Regions from separate parts of the Homo sapiens genome. Here region 2 is linked to region 1. A link is an interaction called in ENCODE POLR2A ChIA-PET data of the cell type or tissue named here. Cell type or tissue: PC-9. All regions are shown on one strand. Each heading gives the region's core, and the rest is flanking DNA. Links, peaks and the distances in the headings are about the cores only. Region 1 has its middle 35 kb from the start of PLIN2. Region 2 overlaps DENND4C (DENN domain containing 4C).

Region 1 (8,733 bases), core at 3,744-6,243:
TGAGAGAGGAGGGAGTAAAAAAACTACCTATTGGGTACTATGCTCACTTCTTGGGTGACAGGTTCAATAGCACCCCAAACCTTTCGCATCACACAATATACCCATGTAACAAACCTGCACATGTACCCCCTAAATCTAAAATAAAAGTTGAAATTTTTAAAAATAAAAAAAATAAAACTATTGTATTAGTCTGTTCTCACACTGCTATGGAGAACTACCTGAGACTGGGTAATTTATAAAGAAAAGAGGTTTAATTGGCTCCTGGTTCTGCAGGCTGTACAGGAAGCATGGCTGAGGAGGCCTCAGGAAACTTACAACCGTGGCGGAGGGTGAAGAGGAAGGAGGCATGTCTTACATGGCCAGAGCAGAGGAAGAGAGAGCAAAGCGGGAAGTGCTACACACTTTTAAACAACCAGATCTCGGCTAGGCGCGGTGGCTCACGCCTGTAATCCCAGCACTCTGGGAGGTCAAGGCAGGGGGATCACGAGGTCAGGAGTTCAAGACCAGCCTGGCCAAGATGGTGAAACCTTGTCTCTACGAAAAATACAAAAATTAGCTGGGCGTGGTGGTGGACGCCTGTAATCCCAGCTACTCGGGAGGCTGAGGCAGAGAATTGCTTGAACCCCGGAGGCAGAGGTTGCAGTGAGCTGAGATCATGTCACTGCACTCCAGCCTGGGCAACAGAGCAAGACTGCATCTCAAAAAATAAAAAATAAAAAATAAACCAAAAAAAAAAAAAACAAAAAACAGAACTCGTGAGAACTCAGTATCACAAAAATAGCAAGGGGGAAATCCACCCCCATGATCTAATCACTTCTCACCTGGTCCCTCCTCCAAAAGTGTGGATTACAATTCAACATGAGATTTGGGTGGGGACATAGATCCAAACAATATCAATTATATACAAGTATGGGAAAAAAGATGAATTTTTCCACAGGGGGCCAGGGGGCAGGTGGGGGTTCCATAAGAGACTAGTTAAAGAAACTATTGTAGAAGGCCAGGCAAGAGATGATGATGCTTTAGGCCAGGTGCAGTGGCTCGTGCCTATAATCCCAGCATGTTGGGAGGCCAAGGTGGGTGGATCACTTGAGGTGAGGAGTTCGAGACCAGCCTGACCAACATGGTGAAACCCTGTCTCTACTAAACATACAAAAATTAGCCAGGCATGGTGGCCCATGCCTGTAATCCCTCTAGAGGCTGAGGCAGGAGAATCGCTTGAACTTGGGAAGCGGAGGTTGCAGTGAGCCAAGATCATACCTCTGCGCTCCACCCTGGGTGACAGAGCAAGACTCTGTCTCAAAAAAAAAAAAAAAAAATGATGCTTTGGACCAGCGTGGTATACAAGAAGTGGTGAGAAGGGTTTAGATTCTAGAAATATTTTTAAAATAATATCAACAGATATTGTTGATACTTCAATGTGGGGTATGAGAGAAAGAGAGGATTCAAGGATGATGCCAAGATTTTTGGCTTGAACTATTGGAAGGGTGGAGTTAGTGGCTGGGCACGGTGCCCACACCTGGTAATCTCAGCACTTTGGGAGACCAAGGTGGGAGAAACACCTGTAGCCAGAAGTTTGAGACCAGCCTGGGCAACATGGCAAAACTCTGTCTCTACAAAAAATACAAAAATTAGCTGAGCGTGGTGTAATGTGCCTATAGTCCCAGGTACTTGGGAGGCTGAGGTGGGAGGATCGCTTGAGCCCAAGAGGCAGAGGGTACAATGAGCCAAGATTGCATCACTGTACCACTGCACTCCAGCCTGGGTGACGGAGTAAGACCCCATCTCAAAAAAAAAAAAAAAAAAAAAAAAAAAAAGAGAAACAGGAGTGGAGTTACTGATAACTATGGTGGGGATTTATGTTATGTATGTATCTTCCATATATGCATATATCTTTGTCACCTCAGTAGTGCCTTCATGACCAGAATCTTTTTTTTTTTGAGGCGGAATTTTGTTCTTGTTGCCCAGGCTGGAGTGCAATGGGATGACCTCGGCTCACTGCAAACTCTGCCTCCTGGGTTCAAGCGATTCTACTGCCTCAGCCTCCTGAGTAGCCAGGATTACAGGCATGCGCCACCAAGCCCGGCTAATTTTGTATTTTTAGCAGAGTTGGGGTTTCACCATGTTGGTCAGGCTGGTCTCAAACTCCTCACCTCAGCTGATCCGCCCACCTCGGCCTACCAAAGTTTGGCCTACCAAACCACTTACGGCTACCAACATAATTATAGTTATGAGCCTCTATGCCCAGTCCCAGAATCTTAAAAATATATTGTTTGTAGCTAATATATGTTTATTATTTATGTGTGAGGCATGATATCACTAATGTAAATATAATACTAAATTTTTTGTTTGTTTGTTTTTGAGACGGAGTCTCACTCTGTCACCCAGGCTGGAGTGCAATAGCATAATCTCGGCTCACTGCAACCTTGGCCTCCCAGGTTCAAGCAATTCTTCTGCCTCAGACTCCTGAGTAGCTGGGACTACAGGTCGCGCCACCACGCCCAGCTAATTTTTGTATTTTTAGTAGAGACAGGGTTTCACCATGTTGGCCAGGCTGGTCTTGAACTCCTGATCTCAGGTGATCCACCCGCCTCAGCCTCCCGAAGTGCTGGGATTACAGGCATGAGCCACCACGCCTGGCCCTATAATACTAAATGTTTTATTGCACATTAATAGTTAATCCTCGTTCAAACCTAGGTGATAGGTCCCTTTAATACAAAGGGACACTGAGCCCTGTGGACATTAAATAACTTGTCCATGGATGCATAGCTAGTAAAAAGGAAGGCTGAGATTCTTTTTTTGTTTGTTTTTGAGACAGCATCTCATTCTGTCGCCCAGGCTGGAGTACAGTGGCACATTCATAGCTCACTGCAGCCTTGACCTCCTGGGTTCAAACAGTCCTCCCACCTCAGCCCCCAGAGTAGCTGGGACTACAGGCACATGCCACCACGCCAGGCTAGTTTTTGTATTTTTAGTAGAGACAGGGTTTCACCATGTTGGCCAGGATGGTCTCAAACTCCTGACCTCAAGTAATCAGCCCGCCTCAGCCTCCCAAAGTGCTGGGATTATAGGCATCAGCCACTGTGCCCAGCCAGAAAGCTGGGATTTTTTTTTTTCATTTTGTAAGTTGTTACCAGATGCTCCTTTACTTTTTCTTTAAAAATGGTTGTTTTAATTTTTGACCAGATGACAGTCATAGTTCAAAATTGAAAAATACACGAAACTTCCCTTTTAATCTTTTTTTGTTTATTGAGACAGAGTCTCACTCTGTCACACAGGCCAGAGTGCAGTGGCCGGATCTCGGCTCACACTGCAACCTCCGCTTCCCATATTCAAGAGATTCTCCTGCCTCAGCCTCCCAAGTAGGTGGGATTACAGGCATGTGCCACCACACCTGGCTAATTTTTCTTTTTTCTTTTTTTTTTTTTTTTTGAGACGGATTCTTGCTCTGTCACTCGGGCTGGAGTGCAATGGCACCATCTCAGCTCACTGTAAACTCCACCTCCCGAGTTCAAGCGATTCTCCTGCCTCAGCTTCCTGAGTAGCTGGGATTACAGGTGTGCACTACCACGCCTGACTAATTTTTGTATTTTTAGTAAAGACAGGGTTTCACCATTTTGGTCAGGCTGGTCTCGAACTCCTGACCTTGTGATCCGCCCCCCCTTGGCCTCCCAAAGTGCTGGGATTACAGGAGTGAGCCACTGCGCCCGGCCACTTTTTTGTATTTTTATTAGAGACCGGTTTCACCTTTTTGGCCAAGCTGGTCTTGAACTCCTGGCCTCAAGTGATCCGCCCGCCTCAGCCTCCCAAAGAGTTGGGATTATGGGCGTGAGCCACTGCGATCAGCATTGCTAACTTCTTCAATACCCTTCCAGAGATACTTACTGAACAAGCAGCTATTAAGTAAGTATTTCTACACTTTGGGAAGTCAAAGCGGGAACATCACTTGAGCTCAGGAGTTTGAGACCAGCTTGAGCAACATAATGAGATCATATCTCTACTAAAAATAAAAGAAATTGGCCGGGCGTGATGGTACGTGCCGGTAGTCTCAACTACTTGGGAGGCAGAGGGGGGAGGATTGCTTGAGCCCAGGAGGCAGAGATTGCAGTGAGCTGTGACCATGCCACTGCATTCCACCCTGGGCAACTGAGTAAGACCCTGTCTCAAAAAAAAAAAAAAAATTCCCCCGTTTTATTTTTTTTTACAAAGGGTAACAATTTATACCCTGCTCTGTATCTTGCTTTTCCATTTGGATAACTTTCCACATTGTCATACCCATAATTTATTTAATTAGTTCCGTATCGATGGACATTTAGTATCTTTCCAGTCATTTTTTATTGTAAACAATGCTGCTGTGAATTACCTGGTACATATGGAATTTTGCAAAGGTGAAGCTAGTATTATAAACCAAATCTGAGTGTAAAGCCACTAAGCTGTGGCACCACACTGCCTCCCAATGTTGTTAATTGACTTGAGAAGATGATTCTTCCTGACTCCTATTTTTTTTTTTTTTTTCTGAGACAGAATTTCGCTCTTGTTGCCCAGGCTGGAGTGCAGTGGCGACATCTCAGCTCACCTCGAGCTCCGCCTCCTGGGTTCAAGCGATTCTCCTGCCTCAGCCTCCCGAGTAGCTGGGATTACAGGCATGCACCACCATGCCACACTAATTTTGTATTTTTAGTAGAGATGGGGTTTCTCCATGTTGGTCAGGCTGGTCTCGAACTCCCAACCTCAGGTGATCCGCCTGCCTTGGCCTCCCAAAGTGCTGTGATTACAGGTGTGAGCCATCGTGCCTGGCCCACTCCTCTCAATTTGATGAGCATACTTTATGTTTTAATCTTCCTGATGCTCAGCTCCCAGCTCCAGGTGCAGCCACCCTTGAATACCTGTGAAATTCATAAACATGCAATGTCCTCCAGCAGTCCTCTCTGGGAACCTCATCCACATGCAGATGACCCTGATGAGAGTCTAGAAAAGGGAAATAATAAACTCAGAGCACTTGAGAAAGATTTCCTTTTCTTATAAGTTAAGGTGAATGTACTTTAGGAAGTAACCCAGAAAGGGAAAGTGTCTCTCTAGGGCACATGGAAAGCCTTTCCTAAGGTGAGACAATGATCTGACTCTTGCAAAGACTGATTGCATACCAGCATCTTGAGCAATACGCCACCTGATCATGTGTGACACGTAGCACAGATCTTTTTTGTGTTGTGCAACCTTTCACTTTGTGCATGGGACTAACTTTGCTCTAGATTGGAGTCATTTCCTGTTAAAATGTTACATCTACTTTGTGGTGCTAAGAGGCTTACTGGTCTTATGATAAGACAGATAAATGACTCAGTAACTGTCTCTTCCTGAACTTTGGTCTAATTTGTGTTACAATGACATGTACTTCCCTGTGAACTTTCACCTAGATAGCTGATTCCCTGAAATTATTAAGAGTACTGCAGGTGGGCCTAATAATCCTCTTTATTGATTTTGAGATATCTAAACACTTCATAAATATTAGCAAATACGTGTAAAGTTAAAACTCCTTTCTTTCTTTCTTTCTTTTTTTTTTTTTGTGAGACAGAGTCTTGTTTTGTCACCCAGGCTGGAGTGCAGTGGATCAGTCTCCGCTCACTGCAACCTCTGCCTCCCGGGTTCAAGCGAATCTCATGCCTCAGGCTCCCAAGCAGCTGGAATTACAAGCTCGTGCCACCATGCTCAGCTAATTTTTTGTATTTTTTAACAGAGATGAGGTTTCAGCCATGTTGGCCAGGCTGGTCTCAAACTCCTGACCTCGAATGATGCACCTGGGTCAGTCTTCCACTGCTTTGGGATTCCAGGCATGAGCGACTGGGACTGGCCAAAACTCCTCTATCTCACCCATAAAAAACAGCACTGGTCTATAATTTTCATCTTGTGGAAATACTAATAATTAATATTGATAGAGTCCTTACCACACACTACGTATTGTTCTAAGCCCTTTAGGTAATACTCTCATGAGGTGGGCTCTATTGTTATTATCCCCATTTTATTTTTTTATTAGATTTTTTTTTTTTTTTTGTCTGGGCATGATGGCTCATGCCTGTAACCCCAGTACTTTGGGAGGCAGAGGTGGGTGGATCACTTGAGGTCCGGAGTTTGAGACCAGCTTGGCCAACATGACAAAACCCCATCTTTACTAAAAATAAAAAAATTAGCCAGGTATGGTGGTGCATGCCTATAATCCCAGCTGTTGCCTCAGGAGGCTGAGGCAAAAGAATCCCTTGAGCCCAGGAGGCAGAGGTTGCAGTGACCTGAGATCGTGCCACTGCACTTCAGCCTGGGCGACAGAACAAGACATCATCTCGAAAAAATTAAATTAAATTAAAAAATAATAAATAATTTTTTTGGAGACAGCATCTCACTGTATCGCCCAGGCTGGAGTGCAGTGGCACGATCTCAGCTCACTGCAACCTCCACCTACCGAGTTCAAACGATTCTCCTGCCTCAGTCTCCCAGGTAGCTGGGATTACAGGCGCCCACCACCATGCCCGGCTAATTTTTTGTATTTTTAGTAGAGACGGGGTTTCACCATGTTGGCCAGGCTGGTCTTGACCTTCTGACGTCAGGTGATCCACCCACCTTGGCCTCCCAAAGTTCTGGGCTTACAGGAGTGAGCCACCACACCCTGCTTTTTTTTTTTTTTTTTTAAGAGACAGAGTATTGCTATGTTGCCCAGGCTGGACTTGATCTCCTGGGCTCAAGCGATCTACATGCTATAGCCTCCCAAGAAGCAGAGGTTAAAGACCTTGCTCCAAATCCACCCGCTTTGTGAGAGCGTCCTTGCAACACTGACCTCAGTCCTCCTCCCACTCTGACTCTAAATAAGCTGCTTCTTCAGCTGTGTCCTCAAGGCATGGTATATCTGATTCTCTCTGTAGATCACATTCCATCCCCCATGTAGTACATTTTGCTGTTTATAATCTGTTGTAGAACATAGGCTCCTTGAGATTGAGAACTGACACTATTTCATTTCTATATCCCTTTGCAAGTTCTACTTAGGTTTCTGCAACCTCCACCTCCTGGGTTCACACAATTCTCCTGCCTCAGCCTCTGAGTAGCTGGGATTACAGGCGCGTGCCGGCACACCTGGCTAATTTTTGTATTTTTAGTAGAGACGGGGTTTCGCCATGTTGGCTATGGCTGGTTCCAAACTCCCGACCTCAGGTGATCCACTCACCTTGGCCTCCCAAAATGCTGGGTTTACAGGCATAAGCCACCATGCCCGGCCACATTATTCACATTTCAAGTGCTCAATTGCCATACCTGGCTGGCAGCTAGTGTATGAGCAACACAGACACAGGGCATTTCCATCACTGTAGAAAGTTCAACCAGACAGTACTAATCTGGAAAGATCATTGGTACAGATCACTGGAGTTACAGTTTGTTTGGTTTTTTGTTTTGTTTTGTTTTTTCTTTCTGAGATGGAGTCTTGCCATGTCGCCCAGGCTGGAGTGCGATCTCAGCTCATTGCAATCTCCACCTCCCAGGTTCAAGTGATTCTCCTGCCTCAGCCTCCCAAGCAGCTGGGACTACAAGCGCGTGCCACCACACCCAGCTAATTTTTTGTATTTTTAGTAGAGACAGGGTTTCGCTGTGTTAGCCAGGATGGTCTCGATCTCCTGACCTCGTGATCCACCCGCCTCGGCCTCTGAAAGTGCTGGGATTACAGGCGTGAGCCACCACACCCAGCCTGGAGTTACAGTTTGTATACCATTAAGAAACTGTTCTGGGAGGGTGGGGGCAGTGGCTTATGCCTGTAATCCCAGCACTTTGGGAGGCCTAGGCAAAAGGATCCCTTGAGGGCAGGAGTTCAAGACCAGCCTAAGCTACATAGTGAGACTCCATCTCTACAAAAAATGAAAAATTGGCCAGGCGTGGTGGCTTGCCTCTGTAGTCCCAGATGCTCAGGCGGCTGAGGCAGGAGAATCACTTGAGCCCAGTAGGTCAAGGCTCCAGTGAGCCATGGTGGCACCACTGCACTTCAGCCTGGATGACAAGGTTAGACTGTCTTTCAAATAAATAAAAGAAAAAAGCCAGGCGAGGTGGCTCACACTGTAATCCCAGCACTTTGGGAGGCCGAGGCGGGCGGATCACGAGGTCAGGAGATCGAGACCACGGTGAAACCCCGTCTCTACTAAAAATACAAAAAACAATTAGCCGGGCGCGGTGGTGGGAGCCTGTAGTCCCAGCTACTCGGGAGGCTGAGGCAGGAGAATGGCGTGAACCCGGGAGGTGAAGCTTGCAGTGAGCCGAGATTGCGCCACTGCACTCCAGCCTGGGCGACAGAGCGAGACTCCATCTCAAAAAAAAAAAAAAAGAAAAAAACTGTTCTTGGGAGCACTTGAGGGTAACATTGATCATAACATCGTCTTGGAGAATAACTGTTAATGATTTACCTTTAGAATATTCCACACTTGGTAAATGACTTAGGCTTACAGTAGAGAAAGAAGAAAAAGAAAAAAAGAAGCCATCAGTAAAACAACCATGTTAGAAAACTGCACCTGGGTGCAGTGTCTCACGCCTGTAATCCCAGCACTTTGGGAGGCCAAGGTGGGAAGATCACTTGAGGTCAGGAGTTTGAGACCAGCCTGGCCAACATGTTGAAACCCCGTCTCTACTAAAAATACAAAAATTAGCCAGGTATGGTGGTGGGTGCCTGTAATCCCAGCTACTCAGGAGGCTGAGGCAGGAGAATCACTTGAACCCCGG
Region 2 (8,733 bases), core at 2,013-4,512, 79 kb before region 1:
AGGCGAGAAGGCTCACGCCTGTAATCCCAGCACTTTGGGAGGCCAAGGTGGGTGGATGACCTGAGGTCAGTAGTTCAAGACCAGCCTGGCTAACATGGCAAAATCCCATCTCTACTCAAAATACAAAATTTAGCCAGGTGTGATGGTGTGCACCTGTAATCCCAGCTACTCAGGAGGCTGAGGCAGGAGAATCGCTTAAACCCGGGAGGCGGAGGCGGCAGTGAGCCGAGATTGCGCCACTGCACTTCAGCCTGGGCGGCAGAGTAAGACTCCATCTCAAAAAAAGAAGAAAAAAGACCAGCCTGGACAACACAGTAAGACCCTGACTATACAAAAAAATTTTTAAAAATTACCCAGATGTGGTGGTGCAAACCCACAGTCCCAGCTACTCAGGAGGCTAAGGCAGGAAGATAATTGAGCCTGGAAGGTCGAGGCTGCAGTGAGCGACGACTGTGCCACTGTACTCCAGTCTGGGTGACAGAGCTAGACTTCGTCTCAAAAACAAACAAAAAAATCTGTATGTAAATATTCATAGCAGCACTACTCAGAATAGCCAAAAGGTAGAAGCAATGTAAATGCCTATCAAGTCATGATAAACAAAATGTGGTGTTTCTATAGAACGTAGTATTATTCAGCCATAAAAAGGAATGAAGTACTACTGGACCTAGAAAGCATTATGCTAAGTCGAAGAAGCTGGACACAAAAGGTCACACATTGCCTAAGTCCACTTGTAGGAATATCCACAATAGGCAAATCCACAGAGAGAGAAAACAGATTACTGGGCAGCAGGGACTAGGAGACTGGGAATGGGGAGAGACTGCTTAACGGGTACAGCGTTTCCTTTTAGGATGATGAAAACGTTTGGGAACATTTAGTTTGTGGTAATACTTGCATGACATTGTGAATGTGCCGAACACCACTGAATTACATATTTTAAGTGGTTAAAATGGCAAATTTCATGTTATGTTAATTTTGTCAGAATTTTTTAAAAAAGGAATGAAGGAGTGATACATACTACAACATAGGTGAACCTGAAAAACACTATCCTAAATGAAAGAAGCCAGTTACAAAAGATCACATATTGTATGACTTCATTTCTATGAAATGTCCAAAATAGGTAAATCTATAAAGTCAGAAAATAAATTAGTGGTTATCTAGGGCTAGGGGTCCAGGAGAGAGGGATTGGAGAGTGACTGCTAATGTATACAATGGTTCTTTCTGGGGTGATTAAAATCCTTTAAAATTAGATTATGCTAATGATTGCAAAACTGTAAATCTACTGGAAAACATCAAGATACCCCCCTTTAAATTGGTGAATTTTATGGTGTGTAAATTATATCTCAATAAAGCTAACTTTAAAAAGGAAAAACTTAGGCCAGGCATGGTGGCTTACACCTGTAATCCCAGCACTTTGGGAAGCTGAGGCAGGTGGATCATGAGGTCAGGAGATCGAGACTAGCCTAGCCAACATGGTGAAACCCCATCTCTACTAAAAATACAAAAAATGGCCGGGCATGGTGGCATGCGCCTATAGTCCCAGCTACTCAGAAGGCTGAGGCAGGACAATCACTTCAACCCAGGAGGCAGAGGTTGCAGTGAGCCGAGATCTCGCCATTGCACTCCAGCCTGGTTAACAAATGGAGACTCCGTCTCAAAAACAAAAAAAAAAAAAGAAAGAAATAGCAATGAGATACCAATCCACACCTATTAGAATAGCTACAATCAAAAAAACTGACAATACCAAATACGAATGAAAATGCGAACAGGAACTCTAACATTCACTGCTGATGGAAATACAAAATAAAACAGCCCTTTTGGAAGGCAGTTTGGCAGTTTCTTACAAAGCTAAATACAGGCCTACCATATGATCCAGCAATCACATTGCTGAGGTATTTGATTATCCAAATTGATTTAAAAACTTATAGTTACACAAAACCTGCACACAATGATTATAAGCAGCTTTATTCGTAATCACCAAAACCTGGAACCAAGGATGTCCTTTGACAGGTGAATGGATAAACAAACTGGAATATATCCATACAATGGATTATTTAGCAATAAAAATAAATGAGCTAGCAAACCACAAAATGATGTAAAGGACCCTTAAATGTATATTGCTAAGTGAAAGAAGCTAGTCCAGAAAGGCTACATACTATATGATTTCAATTATAAGACATCCCAGAAAAGGCAAAACTATAGAAATAGTACAAAACAGTAGTTGCCAAGGGCTTGGGGAAAGGCAGAAAGGGCTTAAGAGCTGAAATAGAATAATCTCATGGAGGTGAAACTATTTCTCACAATAATTTAACGGTGGATACATGTTGCCCAGGCTGGTCTCAAACTCCTGGGCTCAAGCAATCCGCCCATCTCAGATTCCCAAAGCAGTGGGATTACAAGCATGAGCCACCACACCCAACCTATGTCATACTTTTAAACATCATTTGAGTGCACTCCTTCTACTTACTTTTTTTTTTTAAGATGAGGTCTTACTGTGTTGCCCAGGCTGGTCCCAATCTCCTGAGCTCAAGCGATCGTCCCACCTCAGCCTCCCAATGTGCTTAGATTACAGGCGAGAGTCACCGTTCTACTTATGTTTTTTAAAAGCTACCTAAAAACAGCCTCAGGCAGTTTCCTTCAGGAGGTAGTCCAGACAGATCCACGTGAGTATTGCCCCTGAAGACCTTCCAGTAGGACAAGACGTGAAGGTAGAAGACACTGATATTGATAATCCTGACCTTGTGTGGGCCCTAGACTAATGTGTGCGCTTATGTTTTCATTTCCGACAAAAAAGTTTAAAAAGTAAAAAAAAAAAGAAAAACGAAAAAAAAAGGCCAGATGCAGTGGCACGCAACTCAGGAGGCTGAGGCCAGAGAATCACTTGAGCCCAGGAGTTGGAGGCCAGCCTAAGCAACATAGCGAGACTCTATCTCTAAAAAAAAAATTCATTTTTTAAATAGAAAAAAGCTTACAGAATAAGGATTTAAAGAATAATATTTCTGTACACCTGTAAAATGCGTTTGTATTTAAGTGTTGTTACGAGAGTCAAAAAACAACAAACATTTTAAAGCTTCTAAAGTCAAAAGGTTACAATAAGCTAATTTACTATTGATCAAAGAAAAAAATTTGATGAATTTAGTGTAGCCTAACTGTACATTGTTCATAAAGTGTACAGTAGGGCACAGTAATATCCTAGGCCTTCACATTCATTCACCACCCCTCATTCAGTGACTCGCCCAGAGCAACTTCCACTCCTGCAAGGTCCTCTCGTGGTAAGTGCCCTATTATAGGTGTACCACGTTTATCTTTCATATCTGTCCTGTTCTGTGTTCCGTTCTGTTCTGCGTTCCATTCTGTTCTGTGTTCTGTTGTGTTCTGTCACTCTGTCGCCTAGGCTGGAGTGCAGTGGCGTGATCTCGGCTCACTGCAACCTCTGCCTCCTGGGTTCAATTCTCCTACTTCAGCCTCCCAAATAGCTTGGATTACAGGCGTCCACCACCATACCAGGCTAATTTTTGAGTTTTTAGTAGAGACACAGTTTCACCATGTTGGCCAGGCAGGCCTCAAATTCCTGACCTCAAGTGATCTGCCTGCCTCAGCCTCCCAAAGTGCTGGGATTACAGGTGTGAGCAACCATGCCTGGCCTTTTTTTTTTTTGTTTTTTGAGATGAAATCTCACTCTGTTGCCCAAGCTGGAGTGAAGTGGCATGATCTCGGCTCACTGCAACCTCCGTGTCCCAGGTTCAAGTGATTCTCCTGCCTCAGCCTCGCAAGTAGCTGGGACTACAGGCACACACCACTATGCCAGGCTAATTTTTGTATTTTTAGTAGAGATGGGGTTTCACTATGTTGACCAGGCTGGTCTCGAACTCCTGACCTCGTGATCCACCCACTTCAGCCTCCCAGAGTGCTGGGATTACAAGTGTGAGCCACTGTGCCTGGTTCCCGGCCCTTTTATACCGTATTTTTATTGTATCTTTTCTATGTTTAGATACACAAATATTCACCATTATGCTATAGCTGCCTAGAGTATCAGTACAGTAATATGCTGTACAGGTTTGTAGCCTAGAAGCAATAGGCTATAGGCTATAGCCTACAAGAGTAGCATGCTACACCATCTAGGATCATGTAAGTACACTATATGATGCTTGCACAATAAAGAAATTGCCCAATGATGCATTCCTCAGAATGTATCCCCCTAGTTAAATTACTTATGACTGTGTACATCTAACAAGAGAGTATCAAAGTGCATGCAGCAAAAACTGACATACCTGAAAGGAGAAATAAACAGCTCCACAATCACAGGGAGTTCAACACTCCTCACTGATGCAATAATTCACAGAACAAGTAAACAGAAAATTATTAAAAATATGTAAGATCTGAAGAACATTATCAACCAACTTGACATAATTGTTATTTATAGAACACTGCACCCAACAACAGCAAGATAAACCATCTTTTCAAGCACACATAGAACATTCACCAAGATAAACCATATGCTGGACCGTAAAACAAGCATGGAAATATTTTAAAGAATATAAATTGGCTGGGCACGGTGGCTCACGCCTGTAATCACAGTACTTTGGGAGGCCAAGGCAGGCGTACACCTCAGGTCAAGAGTTCAAGACTAGCCTGGCCAACACGATGAAACCCCATCTCTACTAAAAACACAAAAATTAGCCGGGCATGGTGGTGTGCGCTTGTAATCCCAGCTACTCGGGAGGCTGAGACAGGAGAACTGCTTGAATCTGGGAGGTGGAGGTTGCAGTGAGTAACTTTTGTATTTTTAGTAGAGATGGGGAGTGCCACTGCACTCCAGCCTGGGTGACACAGCGAGACTCCATCTTAAAAAAAAAAAAGAATATAAATTATGCAGCATGTTCTCTGACTACAATGGAATTAAACTTGAGATCATTAACATAAAGATACTATATAAAATTCTCCAGTATTTAGAAATTAAATAATAGTCTCCTAAATAACCCCTGATCAAAAAAGAAACTGCAAAAGAAATTAAACAATATTTTGAACTGAATGAAAAGAAGAAATCAATTTATGAGATGTGGCTAAAACAGTATTTAGAAGGAAATTCATAGCTTTAAGCACCTGTATTAGAAAATAAGAGAGTTCTAAAATTAAAGACATAAATGTCCACCTCAAGACGCTCGGGGAAAAAAAGCAGACTAAATCAAGGGGAAGTAGAGGGAAAAAACATAAAATGCAGAAATCAATAAAATTTAAAATAAACAAGAAACAATAAATATCAGTATCTGTAGATTAAGAAAAAAGCAAGAGGCTGGAATTACCAATATGAGCAATGATAGAAGGCATATCGTTACAGGTCCTCTAGACATTAAAAAAAGAACAAAGGAATATTATAGGCTAGGCAAGGTGGCTCCTGCCTGCAATCCCAGCACTTTGGGAGGCCGAGGTGGGTGGATCACCTGAGGTCAAGAGTTCGAGACCAGCCTGACCAACATAGTGAAACCCCATCTCCACTAAAAATATAAAATTAGATGGACGTGGTGGCACATGCCTGTAATCCCGACTACTTAGGAGGCTGAGGCAGGAGAATCACTTGAACCCGGGGTACGGGGGTTGCAGTGAGCCGAGATCACATCATTGCACTCCAGCCTGGGCCACAAGAGCGAAATTCTGTCTCAAAAAAAAAGGGGCAGGGGAAGGGAGGGGAGGGGAGGAGAGGGGGGAGGGGAGGAGAGGAGGGGGAGGGGAGGGGAGGAGGGGGAGGGGAGGAGAGGGGGAGGGGAGGGCAGGGGAGGGGAGGGGAGGAGAGGGGGGAGGGGAGGGCAGGGGAAGGGAGAGTAGGGGAGGGGAGGGGAGGAGAAGGGGGAGGGGAGGGGAGAGGGAGGGGAGGGGAGGGGAAGGAAAGAGAAAACCTAACTAGTTCCTATATCTCTAAGGACTGCTAGCAACCACTAGAAATAGGAAGAGGCTGGGCGCAGTGGCTCACATCTGTAATCTCAGCACTTTGGGAGGCCAAGGCCGGCAGATCACCTGAGATCAGGAGTTCGAGACCAGCCTGACCAACATGGAGAAACACTGTCTCTACTAAAAATACAATATTAGCCGGGCATGGTGGTGCATGCCTGTAATCCCAGCTACTCGGCAGGCTGAGGCAGGAGAATCGCTTGAATCCAGGAGGCACAGGTTGCGGTGAGCTGAGATCACGCCATTGCACTCCAGCCTGGGCAACACGAGTGAAACTCTATCTCAAAAAAAAAAAAAAAAGAAAGAAAGAAACAGAGGAAGAGTCAAGGAGGGGTCTTCCCTAGAGCCTACAGTGGGAGCACAGCTCTCCTGACACCCTGACCTCATATTTCTACTTTCCAGAACTGTCAGAAAATAAATTTAAGCTGTTAGAAACCACCCACTTTGCAGTAATTTACTCTGGCAGCCCTAGGAAATTACTACACATATTGAATAATATTTTGGATGTAGTGAAATTAAAAATACATTAAATTTAATTTCACTTATCGCTACTTTTTTAGTGTGGGGGTATATAAAATTTAAATTACATATTTGGTTTATATTATATTTCTAGAGGATAGCATTAATCTAGCCAGCGGCAATAGGCAGGAAAAAAAGGCATACAGATTGGAAATGAGTAAGTACAACTGGATTTCTCTGCAGAAATGATTGTGTATAAAGAAAATCCTGGCTGGGTGCGATGGCTACGCCTGTAATCCCAGCACTTTGGGAGGTCGAGGCGGGCGGATCACAAAGTGAGGAGATCGTAACCATCCTGGCTAACACATTGAAACCCTGTCTCTACTAAAAACACACACACACAAAATTAGCCAGGCGTGGTGGCACAAGCCTGTGGTCCCAGCTACTCGGGAGACTGAGGCAGAAGAATCGCTTGAACTCGGGATGCGGAGGTTGCAGTGAGCCGAGATCACGCCACTACACTCCAGCCTGGGTGATAGAGCGAGACTCTGCCTCAAAAACAAAAAAACACAAACAAAAAACAAAATCCTGAATCTAAAAGCTGTCGGCCGGGCGTGGTGGCTCACGCCTGTAATCCCAGCACTCTGGAAGGCCAAGGTGGGCGGATCACCTGAGGTCAGGAGTTCAAGACCAGCCTGGCCATGGTGAAACCCCATCTCTACTAAAAATACAAAAAATTAGCCGGGCGTGGTGGTGCGCGCCTGTAATCCCAGCTACTCAGGAAGCTGAGGCAGGAGAATCGCTTGAACCGAGGAGGTGGAGGCTGCAGTGAGCCGAGATCGTGCCATTGCACTCCAGCCCGGGCAACAAGAGCAAAACTCCGTCTCCAAAAAAAAAAGTCAAATCGCCTATAATTGCCCAAATAATAAGAGGAACAAATGTGAAAAAGGAAGAAAAAGAAAGAAATTCTACATATTAAAACAGCAAGATGCTGGAATAGATAGTAACTCATCTCCCTAACTAGACAATGTGACTGGGGACCAGAAATGATCTTTTAGAAAAAGTAGCATGCAAATGGAATAGTATATATGCAAACGCTCTGAGGGAAAAAATTTGAAAGTAGACTGGTGTGGCAGGTACACAGTGGGCAAGAAGATAAGGCTAAAGCGACATGGCCTGTGGGCCACAGGAAATGTTTGTATTATGTAACAGTTCTCAAGTCTATCCATTATTTTCTACCCCTACCATGCTGTTCTCAATACATGCCTAGGTGCCTTCAAGATGTTCTGGATGATGAACCTGCGGTCTCACTCAAACTGCTCTCCCAATCCCTCCCTCTTAATGGAGCCAAAATATTTAACAGCTTAAATCTTCCAATAGCTCCCTGTTCTCTACAATATAGTCTTAATTTCTTACTTGACTGTAAGACCCTTCATGACACAGCCTCTACTTACTCTCCAGCTTCATACCCACTCCCTCTAAATTACTTGCATATTAATAAACTTCATCACATTTTTTCATTACTTCACGCCTTTTTACAGCAAGTTGTAAGTTTTTAATCAGATGTCTTATTCTATGTAAACCTTCTCTAATCCACACTACACAAGTGTTTCCCTCTGCTCCTGCAGCATATTTTGCTCCATTCTATATTTGTTGTGTTGTAGTTACGGTGCTTATTTATAGGGCTGTTTAACCTATTAGACCTTACTAGTCACCTTTTTATATTATTCTTATTATTATTCCTAGCAGATAGAAAAGGGCCTCTTTAATAGATCCTCTTTCCATAATTTAAAAAAAGATTTATAACATTTATGCTTTTAAGATCTAAGAATCCCTAAATTAAGAGATAATTGAACTGCATATACACAATAAAAAACTAGATTATCAGATGAGAATATCTCCTGGCTAATAAAATGAAAAAAAAAAGAAATAAAAACATAACAAAGAAAAAACTCAATTCGAGAACAACCTTTAAATATTACAAAAACAAATTAAAATATTACAAAGATATATAAGATGACTCTTCTGGCCAGGCGCAGTGGCTCACACCTGTAATCCCAGCACTTTGGAAGGCCAAGGCGGGCGGATCACAAGGTCAAAAGATCGAGACCACGGTGAAACCCCATCTCTACTAAAAATACGAAAAATCAGCCAGGCGTGGTGGCGGGCACCTAAAGTCCCAGCTATTTGGGAGGCTGAGGCAGGAGAATGGCATGAACCCGGGAGGAGGAGCTTGCAGTGAGCTGAGATCACGCCACTGCACTCCAGCCTGGGTGACAGAGCGAGACTCCGTCTCAAAAAAAAAAAAAAAAAAAGATGACTCTTCTGTAA

The links. Peaks named below come from ENCODE experiments on the same cell type or tissue, not always from the same donor. Only the 100,000 strongest peaks of a DNase experiment are listed, where the experiment ranks them.
Region 2: POLR2A ChIA-PET joins it to region 1 with 13 read pairs; 13 of 35 experiments call an interaction of 5 or more read pairs at or near these places.

The regions. Positions count from the first base shown.
Region 1 is chr9:19,158,360-19,167,092 of GRCh38, reverse strand. No RefSeq gene overlaps it. Among named protein-coding and RNA genes, the nearest start is that of PLIN2, 35 kb to the right of the region's middle. In PC-9, for the core only: no CTCF peak of the experiment used is centred there; a DNase peak (open chromatin) is centred at 5,242; H3K27ac peaks cover 1,957 bases.
Region 2 is chr9:19,235,594-19,244,326 of GRCh38, reverse strand. All of the region lies in intron 1 of DENND4C (DENN domain containing 4C), which reads right to left. Among named protein-coding and RNA genes, the nearest start is that of DENND4C, 9.3 kb to the right of the region's middle. In PC-9, for the core only: no CTCF peak of the experiment used is centred there; no DNase peak of the experiment used is centred there.